Linked DNA regions of Homo sapiens: region 2 is linked to region 1. Evidence: chromatin contacts called from ENCODE Hi-C or POLR2A ChIA-PET data. All regions are on one chromosome and are shown on one strand. The core of a region is the stretch at or near the end of the contact, and the rest is flanking DNA. Distances in the headings are between cores, read along the strand shown. Region 1 has its middle 190 kb from the start of TLE3. Region 2 holds the start of LINC02205 (long intergenic non-protein coding RNA 2205).

Region 1 (7,378 bases), core at 3,734-6,233:
CCAGGGCCTTTGCAACTACTGTTTCCTCTGCCTGCTGAACAACCTCATCTGCAACTCACTCTTAAGTCTAAGCTTTCCCTGGGATGTCTTTTGACTCTTTAGACAAGGAAAGGTCTTCCCATTGCACGCTCCTTTGCACAGTAGATGTTTCCTCTGTGGCACTTACTACGATGGTAACTTACAAAACAACATGTGTGATGTTTTGTTTCATGTCTTTTCCCTGCTACACTACGAGCCTCATGTCCATTGTGTCCACTGGGTTGCTCACAACTCCTGGCCCCATGCTTGGCACCCAGCAGGGGTTAAACAAGCAGTCCGGTTACACAGCCAGAGACGAGCAGAGCCGGGATTCAACCCCAGACCTGTCTGATACCGGGTCTACTTCTAAACCTGCATGGTGGACTGCCCCAGAAAAGCAACGACCCAGACCAGACATGAGGGTCCTAACCAGTCGCTCATTCTCCAGCCCCCTAAGCCACTCTGCTTATTCACAACTAGTAGTTCCTTTTGATAAATACTGATAACCAATAATTAAGGGGCCATTGAGAGCTTGGATCTTCCCCTACAGGCACAACACCAGGCACTGTGATATCAAAGCACAGACAAAATCAAGTTTCATGTCCTGGCAATTACTGCAAGCAGTCCCAAACAGCCAGACACACTGCATAAGCTCAGTGAAGACCTGAGTCTCTGTCCTTTCAGATGTTCTGATAGCATCTTGAATGAAAGTTCCACCTGGGCCCAGCGTGCAATAGTAATAGTAGTAATGGATTCAGACAAATGAGAATTTACCAGGTCAGTAGGCCTGGCCTGCCCCTGCCCCACACCCACCCCCAGGCTCATTCCCAAGCAGAGCATGACAGGCACTGGGATTTACTCAAAAGTTTGCTCTAGTCCTGGTCTGGAGAAACTCTCTGTGTTCAGGCATGCCAGAGACCAGAAGTGATCTAAGAGGTGCTTAACAAGCTGTAATGCGTGTCAAGAAAAACTGTAAAAGACTAAAATGGTGGGAAAAAAGAAAGGGAAAGAGATAGACTACTGGATGTCCCAGCGTACCCTTCTGGGGGTTTTGTTTTTTCTCAGTCTTTCATTATCTGAGCTATTTTACAATTCTGCAAATTGTAAAAAACTGATGGTAATGCAAATGATTCTTGTCCATATAAATATAAATTATGTCCAATGCAATGCAACTGATTATTGCCCTATAGATTTTTTTTTTTTGCCAGTTTTGCATCTGTTTGTAAATTCACTTCAGATTCCTGATGACCTATATTATGTGTCTACTTTTGCATTCTCCTTTGAATTGATTGTAACATCTTAGTGGTTTCCTCATTAATGAATGAGTGAAATAAAACTTTTGATCCAGGCTCATTCTATATCTGTATGAGAGTCATGATTATACCTCCTTTTGATTCTTTTCCGTGTACATATAAATTACCTGAAGATCTTGCTAAGGCACAAATTCTGATTCAAGGTCCAGAGTAGGACTTGAGAATCTTTCTGCAAGCTCCCAGGTGATGTCCATGCTGCTGGTCCACGGATGCCACTTAGGTGTTAAACTGTTCTTGTGGTAATTCAACTTAAAATAGTGATACAATGTTTCTGAATAAATAAATTATTATCTATACATTAGGTTTTCTTCATTAGCATAAGGAATGTTAAAAGGTTTTTTTTTTTTTTGTGGAATTATGTTGTAACAGGACATGCTGTCCTTGGATAAATAAGTTATCAGAAACTGGTCAGGAGATCTCTGGCCGTGGATCCCAGCACTTCCCCAGGGTCCCATCACCTAATCGTCAGTGTGAATCCACAGGTCTGCAGAGCCCTCTGCACATTTCCATGCCCTGTGGGCTCACATGCTTCCAACTCTGGACTAACCCCATAAAAGGGGCTGGAGGGCTGAGGGTGGCCATTAACTATGCAGGGTTCCCCTTCAGCTTGGGCTTGGTCACCTCCAGGGAGGGGGAACTCACCACTCCCAAATATTCCTGTACCTCTCAGACCACAGAGACTAGGTGCTGGGGGATCCCCTGGGATCCTGGCCAGTCCGTCTTTGAGCCAGGAGCCCTCCAGTAGACAGGTCTGTGCACGGCGGAAGGTTCCCCGGTTTATGCTGCTCAGGCAGACAGACACCTGCCCTTATCCTGTCTTGCTTCCTGCCACACAGGCTCGCAGGGGAAGTCCTGGAGAAGCACCTTCTAGGGCAACATTTGAACTGCTGCACATCAGTGGCCTCTGCTCCTGGGGTGGCAATTTTGGGCACTGCCCATGCAGTTTGCCAGGCTCTGGGTCTTGTGGGCCATTCCTGCGGAGGATCTGGAAAACGTCACACCAACTTTCCCCCTTCACTGGGCCTGGGAAGAAGTGACGTGTCAATTACCCGATCATTTGGTCTGGATCCAAGGCACAAAGATTAGAACGCAGAAAGGACTGCAGTCCTTAGAGTGCTGGCTCCAATCCTCCCACTGCCCTGGGCCTTGCGCAAAGCACTTTCTCTCTCTAAGCCTCAGTCTCCTTGCCTGTACAATGGGGAAAACAAAATTCAGAGCCTAGGCTTCGGGTGAGGCCAAGAGGCCAGGGTGCAGGTGAGCATTCTGGCAGAGTTCCTGCCACCCAAAATGCTCTTCCCATTTGGAATGGCAGGCTAGATCTCCTCTCTCAGGTACCCCCCGCCAGCCCCTAGTGCATGCCCCTCCCTCACAGCTCACCTGGCTCCACTTTCTCATAGCAGTCATCGCTGAGATTCTTCCTTATTGTTTGCTTTCATTCATCTTACCTTTCCTCCTCCCTGGGGGCAGGGACCTTGTCTGTCTGCTCCAACTTTGGACTAACCCAGATTTGGGGCAGACAGTCTGGCTGTGTCCCTGCCCCCAGATCAGCGCTAGGTGTGCAGAAGGTGCTTGGGGAGCCCCTGCTGCATCGATGAAGGTGTCTTGCACCATGCCTTAGCAGGGCCACAAAAAACATGAGTTCTTTTCCCAGGACACTTGGCACACACTGCAGTCTCCTCCCTGTCTTCTCCCCACCTTAAATCCAGGCTCCAGGAGGGTTTTCTTCTCTCTGCCAAAGCAAACAAAGAAAAACAATTTTCCTGCCATTCATAATTGTTCCATATTTTTCTAATAGGCCTAAGCCTGGCCTCGAGATTTCCAGTCACGGGTCATTCGCTGTCTTGTTGCTCGCAGAGCCACAGAGGAGAAGGCTGTGGGCAATTAGTGTGAAAGCTGCCTGCTGCCAGCAGCCCTGCCCGCTCGGCAGGAAAAGGACATGTCTGGTACCACCAGCATCTGCCAGGGGGTGGCTGGGCCTGGACCCCACATGAGCCAGTTCATGTCATTCTCACAACCCTGTGAGGACAATGTTATTCCCCCATATTTCTGATGAGGAAACTGAGGTTCCTATGGTTAAGGGTCTTGCCCAGTCACCTACTGATGTGACAGAACCAATGTCTGAGACCAGGTCTATCTTGTGTCACTGTCAGGTCCTAGAAATAGAAGAGGCAGAAGGGAAGGGGTTGGGGGTCACTGTTGACCCTAATGGAGGGGACTCCCTCTGACTGATTTGACAGATAAAACTGCAACCAAGCGTCCCCTGGGGCCTGGAACAAATCACGCCCTCGGGCGTTGGTAGCCTCTATTAGATGCAAGGATCCCTCAACAGCATTCCGCTGCTTATGGGATCAAGTCCAGGGTCCTTAGCTGGGCAGTGAAGATACTCGGTAATAAAGCCATAGCCTGCCTTTCCAGAATTCTCTTCTCTGACCACAGGCTATGCCCCAGACATGCCTTGTATTCCTCAGCCCCTGCCCTCAGCCTTGGCTCCCTGCCTGAAACACCCATCAAAATCTGGTCCATCCTATCAGGTTCAACTCAAATCCCTACCCTAGAGCCCCTTCCTTGAATCCTCAGCAGCCCTATGAAGCAAATACTATAGCTGTGCACATTTTGCAGATGAGGGAACTGAGGATGGATGTTGTGTCTTGCCTGGATCCACACAGCGAAGTCAAGGAATCTGGAGGCAGCTGAATTTCTCCACCTCACTCCCCTTCTACTCCCAAAGACTCTTTCTCCCTGAGGACAAAAGGGCATGTGTCAGGGTCTGCTGTCAGAACAGACCCTAAGAAAGGTGGCTCCTCCTGGGCTGGAGGTTGCCGATGAGACCTACAGGTCCTCAGACCTGGGGTGATCTCCTGGGGCCTATAAGCCTATCCCTGCCTTCGATGAGAGAGCAGATGATATGCTCTGATCCGGGGGTCCGACATATCCTTTTTCTATCCCAGTGGGAGTAGAATCCTCCTAGCAAGGGGACATTTGATATTCCTTTGTTTGTATGGGGGTTGGATGGAAGAGAGCAGGAGAAGGGGTTGGGGAGAGCAATTTGGGGTGGTTTCAGCCACGTCTGTTCCTGCAGGAGGTCATTTGCTCACTTAGCAAACAACACAGTGGACTCTGCCGGCTCCCAACATGGGACTGGTTGTCCATACTGGCCTGGGTGCCCACCCTGCTTCTTGGCTCTTCTCCTCCTCTACTTCCCTTCCTGTCTCACCCTTGCCCTTGAAAAGGTTGGGAACTTCCTCTTCAAACACCTCACCGTCTCTCTCTCCCTCTCCCCTTCCTCCACCAGTTCTGTCTTCAGCTTACAGAATCTGCCTCCCCCCATTCCGAAGCTTATCCTTAAAGATCTGCTCCAGCCTAGTTTGGACTCACTCTCCTGCCCCTCCCACTAGATCGTTGAACTTTACAGCGCAATGCTTAACATGGAGGAATGTGTTGATAATGGTGGAATTTGGGGCATCTGGGAGCCAGACTAGTAAGCACCATTTAGCCTCCCAGACTCCAGCAGACCAGGAATTTGGCAGTTTAGGAGACTGCAGATTTATTCTCCGTACCTAGAGGCTAAAGGAAGGCATGTCTTCTTGGCAGCATGCAGGTTTGGCGACTTCTCAGCTCATGGAAAACTACTGGGGCTGAGACTGATGGGGCTTTGGCCTGGACCTCAGTGGAGTGCCAAGACAGGTGGAGCAGAGTGGCCCCAGGCATTCAAAGAGTCACACCTCCTCTCTCCCCTGCTGGCTGCCTCTTCAAGGCAGGCAGTTGACAGAAGAGCAGGCACCTTGGTAACTAATATTGTGTAGCAAGGGTGGCAAACTCACATGCCTTCAGGAGTGAAAGTGTGGAGCAGGCTGGAGTAAGTAACAGGGAGTGGTGGGGACTGGGGCAACTGGAGAGTCCTGATGTGTCCGATGTAATTCAAATGCAAATCAATGTTCTGGCCCTCAGGCTGACCGTTTGCTAACCTCTGCCAATGCATTACCGGTTCCAAAGCTCTTTTCCTCATGGTTTCATTGAATTGTCATTTCCTTTCCTGCTTACAGTCACTATCCTCACTTGGCAGATGAGGACACTGGACCTTAGCAAGGCGAAGACATTCCCCTGACTCATTCCAGGCAGGGATCTATGGGGGGGGGGGGGTGGCTTGAAGACACTCAAAGAAAGGTCTGTGCCCCCAATTCTCTCTCCATGGTCAGATTTGGAGGTTGACGTATAACTGTCCAACTCACCCATTGAGACTGTGCTGTGTTCTGACTTGGGCTTCTCATTTAAATGATCCTCCCCGCTCCTCCACCCTACCCAGTGTAGTCACTGACGGGAGAGAGAGGCCTGAAAAGGGGTTCTGAAGTCTGGAGGATCAGGGGCCTTTGACAACCTTGCCAGCCCTCAACTACAATGCCTGCCCTAGTCTGTTGAAAAGTCACAGGAAAGAAAAGTTAGTCATGGAGACACTGCCTGGGGGTCTGGATTCAGACTCACTGGAATATATTTTCTTCCTTTATCACAATATCGTGATTTGGAAATAATAATAACTGCTACATGCTTTACCTGTAGTAACTCATTTAATCCTCACTACATAATTCTGTGAGGTAGGAGCTGTTATTATTCCCATTTTACAGATGAGAAAACTGAGGCACAGCTCATGCTTATACAGAATTTGGAAACTCAACAGGATGTGTAAAAGACAAAAGCTGTTCCTCAGCTCCCATCCTGGTAAAAACCACCCATTCATTCATTCATTCATTCCATAATCCCTACTTTCAGGCACTATGCTGGGTGCTGACATTACAGTAAGGCACATAGGCCTGGAAACCAATTATTGTGAACTGTATGACAAATGACACATGAGAAATGATATATGAAAAATACGGGCTCCAGGAGCCCGGAGGTGTCTGGGGAAGTCTGGGAAGACTTTCTGGAGGAGGTGACACCTGGCAGAAATGGGGCATATCCCAAGGTGAGAACGGCAGATATAAAGGCCTAGGGAAGGTATGAGAGTCATGTCACATGTTCAAGGCATCAGGAAGTAGAGTATTGAAGGGATGGCAGGGCGGGGGCAATGGGGCTAGGTTTGGGATTGTATTAGCCAAGGTGAACGTTGGAATTGTATCACAGCAATAGGCCTTGAAGAAGGTGAATGTGGGGCTGGCTGTTTTAGATTTTTTTTAAAAGAAATTTTAATAGGTTCAAGATTCAAAATGCATAAAAAATATACAGTGAAAAGTTTCCTTCAACCCTATCCTGCCACCCAGGTCCCCTCTTCATGGTCAACTAATCTCTAGTTTCTTATAAGTCCTTCCAGAGCTTTTTCATTTTACTCTTACATATACTAAGCTCTTTCTCTCTCTCTCTCTTTATATTTTTTAACCCCAAGGATAGCCCATTCTTTATGCATCTCTGCACATTGCTTTTTATTTCACTTTAAGAACATATGCTGGTGATTGTTTCTATTTTTGCATGGCGGTGTCATGCTGCATGGTAAAGAGCCGTACTTTATCTAACCTGCCCCTATTGATGGACATTTTTGTTTCTTGCTAATTTTTTGCTCTTACAATAAGTGTTACAATAAATAATCTTGTACCTATGTAGTATCCTCATTGTGCAAATACACCCACAGAAAAAGAAATTCTAGACATGGAGCCATGAGGGTCAAGGATATATGCAATTTTATTTGCATTTTAAAAAATTTGATTTGAAATTTAACTTGCAAAAAGAAGAGTGTACAGCCAAATAAATTTGATACATGTGATACACAGGCTGTGTATATACCTGTGCAATCACCACCCACATGAAGGTGTAGGTTACCATAGAATGTTTCCAGCCCCATCTCATGGCTTGTCTTGGTGGATATCCAGGACAATTTATTTGTACCAAGGCAATTTATTAGTCTGACCTCTACCACCAGGATTGGTTTTGCCTGTTTCTGAATTTTGTATAAATGGAATCATAAAGAATTGATGTACTCTTTGTATCTGGTTTCTCTTGTTCAAGATGACATCTGTGGGCTGGGCACGGTGGCTCATGTCTGTAATCTCAGCACTTTGGGA
Region 2 (7,322 bases), core at 1,559-4,058, 220 kb before region 1:
ATCTTTATGTCCATGTGTTTATGGACATGTGTTTATGTGTCCATGTTTAGCTCTCACTTACAAGTGAGAACATGCAGTATTTGGTTTTCTATTTCTGCATTAATTTGCTTAAGATGATGGCCTTTGGCTGCATCCATGTTGCTGCAAAGGACATGATTTCATTCTTTTTTATGGCTGCATAGTATTCCATGGTGTATATGTACCACATTTTCTTTATCCAATCCACTGCTGATGGGCACCTGGGTTGATTTAATATCTTTGCTATTGTGAACAGTGCTGTGAGGAATACACGACTACATGTGTCTTTTTGGCAGAACAATTTATATTCCTTTGGGTATATACCCACTAATGAGCTTGCTGGGTTGAATAATAGTTCTATTTTCAGTTCTTTGAGAAATCTCCAAACTGCCTTTTCACAGTGGCTGAACTAATTTACATTCCCACCAACAGTGTATAAGTGTTCCTTTCTCTCCACAGCTTTGCCAGCATCTGTTATTTTTTGACTTTTAAATAATAGCCATTCTGACTGGTGTGAGATGGTGTCTCATTGTGGTTTTGATTTGCATTTCTTGGATGATTAGTGATATTGAACATTTTTTTCATACGTTTGTCAGACACTTGTGTGTCTTCTTTTGAGAAGTGTCTGTTTATGTCCTTTGACCACTTTTTAATGAGGTTATTTGTTTTTTTGCTTGTTTAATTGTTTAAGTTTCTTATAGATTCTGGATATTAAACCTTTGTTGGATGCATAGTTTGTGAATATTTTCTCCCATTCTGTAGGTTGTCTGTTTACCCTGTTGATAGTTTCTTTTGCTGTGCAGAAGTTCCTTAATTATGTCCCATTTGTCAATTTTTGTTTTTGTTGTAATTGCTTTTGAGGACTTAGTCATAAATTCTTTGACAAGGCTGATGTCCAGAATGGTATTTCCCAGGTTTTCTTCTAGGATTTTTATAGTTTTAGGTCTTACATTTAAGTCTTTAATCCATCTTGAGTTAAGTTTTGTATATGGTGAAATGTAGGGGTCCAGTTTAATTCTTCTGCATATAGCTGGTCAGTTATCCCAGCATCAAATATTTATTGAATAGGGATTTCTTTTCCTATTGCTTATTTTTGTTGACTTTGTCAAAGATCAAATGGTTGTAAGTGTTCCATATGAATTTTTTTCTAATTCTGTGAAAAATGATGTTGGTAGTTTGATAGGAATAGCATTAAATCTGTAGATTGCTTTGGGCAGTATGACCATTATAACAGTATTGATTCTTCCAGTCCACAAACATGGAACATTTTTCCATTTGTTTGTGTTACCTATGATTTCTTTCAGTATTTCAGTAGTGTTTTGTAGTGTTCTGTTTAGAGATCTTTCACTTCCTTGGTTGGATGTATTCCTAGGTATTTTTTTTTTTTGAGTGGCTATTGTAAATGGGATTGAGTTCTTGATGTGGCTCTCAGCTTGAATATTATTGGTTTATAAAAATGCTGCTGGTTTTTGTATATTAACTTTGTATCCTGAAACTTTACTGAAGTTGTTTATCAGTTCTAGGAGCCTTTTGGCAGAGTCTTTAGGGCTTTCTAGGTATAGAATCATATTGTCAGTGAAGAGAGATAATTTGATTTCTTTTCCTACTTGGAAGCTTTTTGTTTCTTTGTCTTGCCTAATTGCTCTGGCTAGGACTTCCAGTACTATGTTGAATAGGAGTGGTGGGAGTGGGCATCCTTGTCTTATTCCTGTTCTTAAGGGGAATGCTTCCAGCTTTTGCCCATTCTGTTTGATATTGGCTGTGGGTTTGTTGTAGATGGTTCTTAGTCTTCTGAAGTATGTTCTTTTGATGCCTAGTTTGTTGAGGGTTTTTTTTTAATCATAAAGAGATGTTGGATTTTATTGAAAGCTTTTTCTGCATCTATTGACATGATCATATGATTTTTGCTTTTAAGTTTGTTTATGAGGGGCGAATAACATTTATTGACTTGTGTATGTTAAACCAACCTTGCATTCCAGGAATAAAGTCTACTTGATGGTGGTGAATTGACTTTTTTGTGTGCTGTTGGATTTGGTTTGCTAGTATTTTGTTGAAGATTTTTGCATCTATGTTCTTCAAGGATATTGGCCTATAGTTTTCTTTTTTTACTGTGCCGTTGCCAGATTTTGGTATCAGGATGGTGCCAGCTTCATAGAACGAGTTAAGGAAGGGTCCTCCTTGATTTTTTTCTACCAGCAAATTCTACCATCTTTTGGACTCTCATTATGAGCAGGTCACTGAGCAGGACACTGGGTAGGGTGCCTTAAAAGCAGGATCACATTGTATCTTCACATTAACCCTACAAGAGGGATGTTATTATTCCTATTTTACAGGTAAGAGCAAACTGAGGCTTAGGAGGGATAAGGAACTTGTTCAAGGTCAAGATTATCTAGCTAGCAAGGAGTGGAGTTGAGACTCTCAGCTCACACAACTAACCCCAAGGCCCAAGCCAGAGACCGCTCCTCTGTGCTGCTCCCAGAGCTGGGCTGGGGAGGCACCACACTTCCCACAGGGGAGGAGAGGGAAGGTTTAGTCACAGAAGCTGGAAGCTCCCCAGCCCTGCCCATGTGTAGGTTGCTCAGGGACCTGTTATTTCACAGTGTCACTCTGGTTCTGTCTGAGAGGCATGTGACTGGCTAGGATGTGGAGACTTATCTTCAGGTCACACCTGGCTGGGGATGCTGGTGTGCAGGGCATAGTGTGCAGCCTGTGGGGTACAACTGCTCACCCTGGACGTTCCTGGGCCTAAGCTAGTGACACCAGCGCTGTGAGTGCTGCTTGCTTACTCAGGGCTGCTCTAGGTGTGGGTGCTCCTGGCTTGTCTGCCGGGTGGGGTGGGAGCTGTGCTGAGTCTCCACTGTAGAGGAAGGTAAAGCCTCACGTCCAGGAAGGCTCACTCACATGTACTTGGAGGATCCTCTGTCCAAAGCACAGCAACAAGAGACTGATTTGAAATGAGGATGTAGGGTTGGGGGTGCCCTATGAGGAAGCCCTGGGTAAGTCTTGTCAACCTGAGCTTCTTGGGATACCCCCATGGCCAACGGAACAACTTCTTAGAACTAGAAGTACAGACCAAATGAGCCAAAAGAGGAACTTGCAGATCACTTGGTCTGATGTCCTCATTTTATGGATGAGGAAACTGAGGTTTGAGGGAAGCTGTGACTCATCTAAAGTGACAAAACCAATGAGAGGTGGAGGCGAGCAATCTCCTGATTCCTTGCCACACCTGCAGGCCACTCAAGGCCTTCCTTGTAGTGATAAAATCTTTTTTCATCTTATTATCAGCTAAGTCCATCCTTCTGTTGGACTTCCTACACCAGCTCCTCCTGGGCCAAACCAGACAGTCCCTTTCACTGCCCAAGTTGTTCATTCCTCTATCTGGGTGTTTGCCCACATTGTCACTCTGCCTGGACCTGCAGTAGCTGCTCATTTGTCACAGTGGCTTGTCTGCTGAACTCCTCCTTATCCTTTACAACTGGGATCAAAGATCTCTTCCAGGAAGCAGCCCCCTCTACTGTCCCCACTGGAAATGGTCCCTTCCTCTTCTTTTCCTGAACCCATTGTTTGGGCTTCTCTGTAGGATGAGTTATCTACTTTCTTTTTATCACAACAGTTTACAACCTGTGCACATGTTCCTCAGGGCACTGGAAGAAGAGAGGGGTGGGTATTGGAACCTCTGGCTTGGATGTGAGAAATCTGAGACTCAAGAATGTTAGATGACTAATGAGTGGCGGAGCAGACTCAGACACCCAGGCCTCCTGACTCCCACGCCATTTGGACAGGAGCCAGAATGCATCTCTGGGAATGGTTCCCCCAAAGTTGTGCAGTGCGCAGCCTATGAGGCTGTATTTGGCGGTCGCACCTCTGTGCCTGGTACAGTGCCCTAAATAAGGCAGATGCTCAGTAAGTGTGGGTGGATTCAGTGGAACCACAGTGCAGAGGCAGCTCTCTTTTCTCTTCTTCCTTCCCTGTTTCCTTCTCAAATCTGTTTTTTTCTCCCCTCTTTAACTCCCTGCATTTTCCACTGAATTTTTCATTGGGAAGAAGCACATTTAGAGATGTGAAGCACACACTTTGCTGGGCTTCAGCTTTGATGAATCTTTGATGCTGACACTGGGGAGGCAGATGCTGCAGCAGATTGGGGGTGGGGAGGGAGGGGTTGGGGAGGGGCCTCTAAGGGCATGATTTCCCCCTCCCCTGCCCCTTCCAGAGGGAGCTCAAAGCTGCCACTTGCCTTGCCCAACTGTGCTCTACAGCATGAATTGTGTGTGAGTGCTGGGGCATGAGGTGGGTGAGAGAGTGCATGCTGGAAGTGGGAGGGGCCAGATGAGGGGGAGGGCAGTTGCAAGTCACCAGTACCTCTGACATCACCCACATTAACCTTAGCTCCCTCCACTTCCCCTCACTTCTCCATGAATGTGGAGGTCATATCAATTTCTAGCTGTGTGACGTGGTGAGGCACTTAATCTTTTTGAGTCTTAGTTCCTCAATAGTCCATTGGAGATGCTAATACCTTCCTCCTAAGGCCACTGTGAGTAAACAAGACACCCTATTTGCTGTGCCTGACTCATACTACATGGTAAATATTTATTTATTCATTCCATTCACTTGTCCCTCTGTTGAAATTCACTTTTAAGAGCCTGGTGAGGCAAGGTTTGTTCAACATGAGTGGTTATCTGTGAGGCCCTGGGTGAGCCCTGCCTTGGAGAGCTGTTACTCATCTTTTCCTTTTCTTTTCTTTTCTTCTTTTTTTTTTTTTTTTTTTTTTTGAGACAGGGTCTCATCTTGACACCTAGGCTGGAGTGCAGTGGCACAATCACAGCTCACTGCAACCTCAACCTCCTAGGCTCAGTAGACCCTCCCACCTCAGCCTCCTGAGTTGCTGGGACTACAGGTGCGTGCCACCACACCCTGCTAATTTTTTGTGTGTGCCTGTATTTTTTGTAGAGGTGGGGTTTCTCCTTGTTGCCCAGGCTGGTCTTGAACTCCTGGGCTCAAGTGATTCACCCACCTTGGCCTCCCAAAGTGTTGGGATTGCAGGCATGAGCTACGGCGCCCAGCCTGATACTCATCTTTGCACAGTCTACACAACAGTAGTGGATAATGGACAGATGGAGACCCATCCTGGCATGGAGGTTCTGAGCTTCAGTTCTCACCTGACCTGGTGGTTGGACATGTGGCTCCAGTAACCCCTTCTGGGGGAGAGACTCTGCTTGAGTCACACTGGGTGCCCCTCAGTGCCGAGCACAGGTATCTGGCCCAGAGCACTGCTGGGCAACAGACCAAGGAGGATGGTGCTGGAGGACATTTGGGTGTGGTGAGAGGCTATCCCTTCCCCCTGATTTGCCGCTCTATACCGCCTCTGTCAGGGTTGTAGGACCCTTACCAGGCAGGGAGAGATGGTGATTGTTTTGTGGTCATTCCCCTGTAATTTGCTTCATATCATCTTTGCATGATTTGTAACTGCCCATCAGGTTCATCTTGCCTGCTGTCTAGACAGAGCCAATTTATCAAGATAGGGGAGTTGCAATAGAGAAAGAGTTCAATTCATGTAGAGCCGGCTGTACGGGAGACTGGAGTTTTATTATTACTTAAATCAGTCTCCCTGAGAATTCAGGGATCGGTGTTTTTAAGAATAATTTAGTGGGTAGGAGGACAGTGAGTCAGGAGTGCTGATTGGTTGGCTTGGGGATGAAATCATAAGGAGTCAAAGCTGTCCTCTTATGCTGAGGCGGTTCCTGGGTGGGGGCCACAGAAGTGGTTGGCAGGTCCAGCTGGGGCCATCAGGTTGCCAGACATGCAAAAAACTGAAAAGTTATCTCAAAAGGCCAATGTTAGGTTCTACAACAGTGATGTTATCTTCAAGAGTAATTGGAGAAGTTGTAAATCTTATGACCTCCAGAACAATAGCTGATAATAATTAGAATTCAAGCCCCTCTTATCCTAACTTGGTGGCCTTTTATTTGTTTTACAAGAACACGTTAGCTTTTGGGAAGAGCTGTTATTTAAACTATAAATGTCTCCCAGAGTTAGCTTGGCCCAAGCCCAAGAATGAGCAAAGAGAGCCAACTTGTGAGGCTTGAGACAAGATGGAGTCAGCCCTGTCAGGTTTCTCTCACTGTCATAATTTCCTTAGTTATGATTTTTGCAAAGGCGGTTTCAGATTTGCCTTTTACTAAAACACACAGGCTTGCACTTCATCTTGAGTGAGTGTGTGTGCATCTCTGGCTGGTCCTCCAGAGCTGGGTCCAGCAGGCCAATCCCTGTGCCCCTCTGGAGTTTCTCCAAGGCCACCCTGGGCATTTCCAGTAGGATATTGTTGCTCCACATCAGGGCTCCTGCCAGCAGCGTAGCTGTGCTCCACACAGAAGTCCCTCAGCTGGTGACCACAGAATAATGAATGCCAATCTGGATGTTAGTTTGCACACATTTGCATACCCCAGGGGTCTGCCTGGCCTGTGAGGTCTTTCTGACTCTGAGCAGCTATGATGCTGTGATTAACCTCACAAATGCATAATGGATCTTGAGGTCCTTTCCCGGCAGAGATGTTGGGGAACTAATGCAACCCCCTGCCTTTTCTCTTAAGCTGCCTTCAGGGCTGATATCATGGGTTGGTCAACTGCCTGAGATTTCTTCCTCTATCTGGGGTTAGCAAGACACCTAAAAGGTAATCCTCCCCACCTCTCCCCACCCGCATAGTGCTATTAGTCAGCTACACCTGAGTGTGAATTACTTTAGTCAGATTTCTTTCCCATTAATATCCTCAAGGGAAGGGGATTTAATAGAAGTAGAGTGAGTGCCTAAATTACTCACGGAGCCCTGGGCAGGTTCTGCCTTTCAGCATGACTCATCTTTGTGTGGTCTGCACAAACAGCCAAGTATAAAGGATAAGAAGGGAGCTGCCCCTGGCACCAGAAGCCCTTGTCTGGGCAGATGGAAGTGTTATGGGGAGGGAAGGCCCCAGAAGAATTGGGGAGAGGGGTATCCCTCATGGACTTTGCTCTCACATGGGGTGTAGTTGGCCATTCAATCACCTCTGGTCTGCTGCCCACTGCCTGTCTTGCTGTCTGGATGTCTAAGACAACCCTAAGACGCCTGGATGTCAGAGCCTGTGGTGCAAACATTTGGCTGCCAGCAAGGGTCACTGTTCTGGTTTTCAAGGCCAAATCAGAGTGGGTTTTTCTGGGGTTTGGGAGCAGCAGGAGCTAGAAGGTAAAGGGCTGACACCTTGTTAGGGGTGGGTGGTGTTCACTCCCACCAGGAATTCTTTTGCAGCCAAATAACAGAGAAGCTTCAGGCTTGAA

Evidence for each region. A loop is a pair of places that touch in the nucleus more often than their neighbours do. ChIA-PET counts read pairs that join two places held with the same protein, here RNA polymerase II (POLR2A). Pooled maps may share reads with other maps.
Region 2: a map of PC-9 shows a loop between it and region 1 (5-fold over the local background). The contact joins two enhancer-like sites. A Hi-C loop is called at or near these places in 1 of 168 maps with a recorded cell type or tissue (PC-9) and 1 of 50 pooled maps. POLR2A ChIA-PET finds 5 or more read pairs at or near these places in 4 of 52 experiments (Caco-2, HEK293, OCI-LY7 and 1 more).

Annotation. Positions count from the first base shown.
Region 1 is chr15:70,287,281-70,294,658 of GRCh38, reverse strand. No RefSeq gene overlaps it. Among named protein-coding and RNA genes, the nearest start is that of TLE3, 190 kb to the right of the region's middle. RefSeq lists an enhancer at 1,704-2,203. Within about 2 kb of position 4,983, at least 5 of the 41 ENCODE cell types and tissues checked have a DNase peak (open chromatin) inside an H3K27ac peak, as active enhancers do; they include PC-9, where a contact is called at or near this core.
Region 2 is chr15:70,505,272-70,512,593 of GRCh38, reverse strand. It overlaps LINC02205 (long intergenic non-protein coding RNA 2205), which reads left to right and starts at 6,666. Exons shown (of 2, transcript NR_146562.1): 1 at 6,666-6,685. RefSeq lists an enhancer at 6,728-6,777. Within about 2 kb of position 2,808, at least 4 of the 41 ENCODE cell types and tissues checked have a DNase peak (open chromatin) inside an H3K27ac peak, as active enhancers do; they include PC-9, where a contact is called at or near this core.